2 separate regions of the Mus musculus genome follow, and region 2 is linked to region 1. A link is a loop called in an ENCODE intact Hi-C map of the cell type or tissue named here. Cell type or tissue: left cerebral cortex. All regions are shown on one strand.

Region 1 (2,500 bases):
TGTTCAGAATTACTAAGGACACAGAATTGGCTGGAGTGATCAGAGAAACTCTCTGGGGATGACACCCAAGGTTATATCAGAGCAGTAGACAGGACTGAAGCAGGCAGAGAAAAAAGGGTCAGAAGAGGCATAGGGAGGAAGCTACATACCCAGGGAATCAACTGTGTATTATTTAATCAATATTCCTGGAATGTGAATTACTAAGTTCTGTTAGTGTGAATAAAGAAAGGCCAGGCCCATTGTTATAATGCTTAGAAAATCTAATACCATAAGGAAGATGAATCTGGACGTAGTAAGACTGTATGTAATAAGGCAAAAACACTTAGGCTAGACCAGCTCAGGCTTTTTATGTGTTTTGAAGTTAGAAAAACAGAGACAGTTCTCAGTATATCAGGGCTGCCACTAACCTCCATGTTTCCCATGGCATGAATGTATATTCATGTGTGTTCACAGCCATGCACACAAATGAATAAATAAAATTAAAATCTCCACATCAAATCAAATAACTTAGAAAGGAAAAGTTTCTCATTCCCTGCAAATACCCTTCAATATATTGGAGAATCAGAAAACTATAGCAAAGCAGTAATCATTTAAGTTGGTCAACAAGCTACTCAGAGAATTGAGTGAATGAATGAATGAATGAATGAATGAATGAATGAATGATATACCCTAGGCCAGAGTGATAGACAAAGATTGGTCATGGTGAATTATAGACTGAACATGGTTCCACAATATAAATTTAGTGATATGGAAATATCTAAACAGAATCATATTGTGTAAGGTTTGCAGGTGATTCATCTCCCAAAGAAATGAAATTTCTGATTGGATACTGTATGTGTAAAACTTCTTGATTCCTATCAGCAGAAGTAGGCCCTGGGCATTATCTAGCATGATTTTATATGCAGGTAATAGAAAATCCAAATCAAAGTGGCTTCAACAGCATGAGAAATCTCCCACTTCATACGACTAAAATTTTTGTTCTGTAGACCTCTTAAAACATCTCCAAAAATGGGTTGCCTTTCTTCTCATTGTGCTTTCCCAGCATTGGCCTCGCCCTAAGGCTATCTGCTCTCGAGACAGATGGGCACATGCTGATCCAACAAAGGCTGCGTGCTTCATGTTCAAGAAAGGGAACTTATTTTAAAATGACTCCCACAGCAGCTAGAAATATCCTCTTTCCTACAATTCCTGGCAAACATGCCTTATATATGAATGGCCACATTCAGTCATATGCCGGCTTCTGAGCCACTACTGTGGAAAAGAGGAAGAGGCACGATAATTAACTTGAGTTAATCAAGAGCCACTCCTAAAGAAAGACATGGAGAAAAGTTCATAGAAAAATTAAATATATGGCTGATTGTCCAGAGCTCTGTAAGGAAGGAGATGGGCTACTGGAGAGGGATGGTTTTTACGTGGAAAGGCAGCCAGATAATGTTCAGCCATTGACTTCAATACAAAATGAATGCTTAAAATAGCCCAGAAGGCAGATAGGCAGATCTTCATGAATTCCCCCTTCTTTCCTTCCTTCCTTCCTTCCTTCCTTCCTTCCTTCCTTCCTTCCTTCCTTCCTTCCTTCCTTCCTTCCTTCCTTTCTTCTCTACTTCCTTCCTTTCTTCTCTACTTCTTTCCTTTTTTTTCTTCCTTTCTTTCTCTTATTTTGTTTGTATTTTACATGAATGAGTGTTCACCTACATGCATGCTTATGCACCACATTAGTACAGTGCCACTGGGGGCCAGAAGCAGGCATCTGGTTACATGTAAATGGATTTGCAGTTGGTTGTGTGCCACCGTGTCGGTGCTAGAAATCAACATGGGTTTTCTGCAGAGCACCAAGTATTCCAAACCTCTAATCCCACTGCTCTAGCTCAGGTTTCTGTTTCTCGATAGAAAGACTAGGGAATCGTCATAGAAATGGGACTGGAAGTAGTTAACCCACCAAAGCCTAAACTTTAAAGCCAAAGGAGCCAGTGATAGCCATTTAACTCCATAGTACCACAACAAACCAACACTCCTTCCTCTTTTCTCTTTTCTACACAGTGACCAATGTTACAGGGGAGGCAGCTGTCAAAGCTTGATGTGAACACTCACATCTATTCTAGGAGTGATCAGAGAATCTTGACCAAGTACCCATCAGCTTGTTTGTCATGGAGGAAGACCACTATCCCTAAGGTATCTGGAGAAGTTGTCTAAATAAAGCTGTAAAACACTGCTTCTCAACCTGTGGGTGGCAACCTCTTTGGGAGTCACGTATTACAGATATTCTGCACACAAGATATTTATATTATGATCCATAACAGTAGCAAAATTACAGTTATGAAGTAGCAACAAAATAAGTTTATAGTTGGGGGTCACCACAGCAGGAGGAACTGTGTTAAAGGTCACAACCGTAGGAAGGTTGAGAACCACTGATGTAATGGGTTTAGCTTGCCAGTGTCTATCATAAACTTCATGAAATTTCAAATAGGTATAAGAGAGATATATTTCTCCACAACTTAGAGTG
Region 2 (2,500 bases), 65 kb before region 1:
GAACTCTGGGTAACTGTATCGTGATGCACAGTCAATAGAAGGTTAAGAGTGTGGAGAACCTGAAAGCTAAACACCATAGGACACTGAGGAGACTTTCCTGAAACCTCCAGTGGAACACACGCCATCTGTGGCGCAAGTGAGTGGTTGACGTCACTGAGGAGGAACCATGAGTACTGAGGGATCTCTTGCTGTGATTACCATGAAAGGGGTTATTTGCTCCAATAGATCTTCAGTATAGATGAAATTGATCTTTCCAGAAATAATATCCAAGACTATGATATAGACAAGGTTCAAATCTATGATGGGTCAGCTTACACTCCCATTTGGTAAAAATGGCCCAAACCTGTGCCTGAGACCTCTCACACTCTCTTGCAGAGAATCCAAGGCCCCCTTAGGATATTGGAAATGCTCTAATCTGCAATTTAGAAATCTGCACTAAGATTCCAAATTATCATGACCGTTTTTCAAAGGATGTTTTTCTCTACAATTCCTGAGCTTATAGCATATTATAACCCAAATGTGTTGCTTTTTAAAAAAGTTTCTATGCCTTGGGAATTGCTACTGCCACTGCATCTTTCTTTATTGTTAGTTTATTTATTTATCTTAGAGTCGAGGTCTTTACAGCCTAGGATGGCCTTAAACTTGCTATGTGCTGCAGATGACCTTGGATTTGTTATTTCCCTGCCTCCACCTACCATGTGCTGGGGATGCACACAGGACAGGGTGAGCCACCCAGGCTCAGCTACCCAGGGCTCTCTGCATTCTAGAGAAGCAATCCTTCATTGAGCTGCATCCCCCATTTCCTTTCTACCATCTGTTCTTCAATGACTGCCATTCAAACCTGCAGATTGTTTGCTGGCATCTAAGCTTTGACCTATTTCCATAAACCAATGGACTAGGGTTTCATTTATTTTTTTGCTTAACAATTCAATAGAAATGGCTTAAGTAAAATTATGCTCTGCTTACTTTCCTCACAGTCCACCAAATTTGAAAAAGAAACACACTTCTTCTTCTTCTTCTTCTTCTTCTTCTTCTTCTTCTTCTTCTTCTTCTTCTTCTTCTTCTTCTTCTTCTTCTTCTTCTTCTTCTTCTTTTTAAAGGTACCAGCTTACATCAGTGAATAAATCTATGTGGACAATGTGGACAGGAAAGGACACTGAGTTTAGAGCTGTGAATGTAACCTTGAACCAAAAGCAACACTTACTTTTCTTTAAAAGTTGATATCTCTGTACTGAAATCATTTCCCACTCCATACGCCCAGAAAGGTTTACTCAGAGATGAGGTCTAGGATACAAGTGCTCCAAGAAAGATGTGGGGGGAATGGTTTTGAAGTAAGATGACGTGTCAATAAACCAACTTAGTGTATTTGTTAGCCAGCTGTCGTAAACACTGTAGGGGACAAGGATGAATGCTACAGACACAGCAATAAGGATCTTATAGTGGGTGTTGAGTCCAAACATGTATGTTTTATTGTCCAATGGAAAAACTAGCCCTATAGTCTTCTTGTAAGTGTAGTTTCAACACGGTTAAGGTATTATTGAAGGGTGTTATATATTTTTTTAAAAAATGTGTTTAACAAGAAGCAGCAATTTTCTTTGCTCACCTCTTTGCTTACTATTTCCTCAGGTGGTGACACACTTATGACGGGAATGTTTCAGACCCTTGTGTTATAGAAAGCACTGGCTGCCTTGACTCAGTGTGTTCCTTCTCACACTGTTCTTCCACAAATAGCCAGCCGCACTGGAGGAGGATGAGTAAGAAGTACAGAAGGTCTTGTGTGGGCGCTACAACATAAATGACAAAATAGAAGAGAGAAAAACACACACTCAGGAGGCAGAAGCAGAAACACACTTGCAGGGACAATTAAGTGGGGCGAGGCAAACAACTTCAGCCTTGAGATGTAACCACCTAATCTCTGTTGTAAAAAGCTCAAAGGAAATGTGCTAGCCTTCAAAGACAAACACAATGAAGAACAGAGGAGATGAAAAGAGAGTTTGTAGAGATCAGAAGAGGAGGGGAAGAGGAGATGAAGCCACCACAAAGACAGAGCCATAAGAAAGGAGAAAAGTAGCCAATGTGACAGAAAACAACCTCTTTAGGAACTGCAGAACTTTTATGAAAGTGAAAATAGTAACCGATGTGTAGGCATAGATTTTCTGCAACATACTTTTAATAAGGGTTCAGCCTCTCCTCTAGTCCACCACCCAGCAGAGGTAGTGGAAGAGAAAAGTTATTAGGACCAGGGGAAGTGGATCTGTTCAGCAATAGTTCTTGGGGCACCCTTGAGTACATTCCATCTAAGTCAGAAACAGCATTTAAAACCAGACTTCAACATTCAACATTTTTTCCCCACAATCTTTTAAAAGTATTGAAAGGGCTTGCAAGGTGCATCTGTAGGTAAACGAGCTTGCTGATAGAAAAATGCAAGCCCAATGACTTATTTCTGATACCTAGAACCTCCATCCTGCTGAAAGAAGATAATGTGTAGGCTTAGATTTTT

What was found. Hi-C counts contacts between places; a loop is a spot of excess contacts. Peaks named below come from ENCODE experiments on the same cell type or tissue, not always from the same donor. Only the 100,000 strongest peaks of a DNase experiment are listed, where the experiment ranks them.
Region 2: a loop joins it to region 1, with 11 times the contacts of the local background. A loop is called at or near these places in 2 of 42 quality-filtered maps.

Annotation. Positions count from the first base shown.
Region 1 is chr3:143,237,621-143,240,120 of GRCm38, forward strand. No RefSeq gene overlaps it. Among named protein-coding and RNA genes, the nearest start is that of A830019L24Rik, 4.2 kb to the right of the region's middle. In left cerebral cortex, no CTCF peak of the experiment used is centred here; DNase peaks (open chromatin) are centred at 1,125 and 1,843; H3K27ac peaks cover 914 bases.
Region 2 is chr3:143,172,410-143,174,909 of GRCm38, forward strand. No RefSeq gene overlaps it. Among named protein-coding and RNA genes, the nearest start is that of A830019L24Rik, 69 kb to the right of the region's middle. In left cerebral cortex, no CTCF peak of the experiment used is centred here; DNase peaks (open chromatin) are centred at 1,362 and 1,756.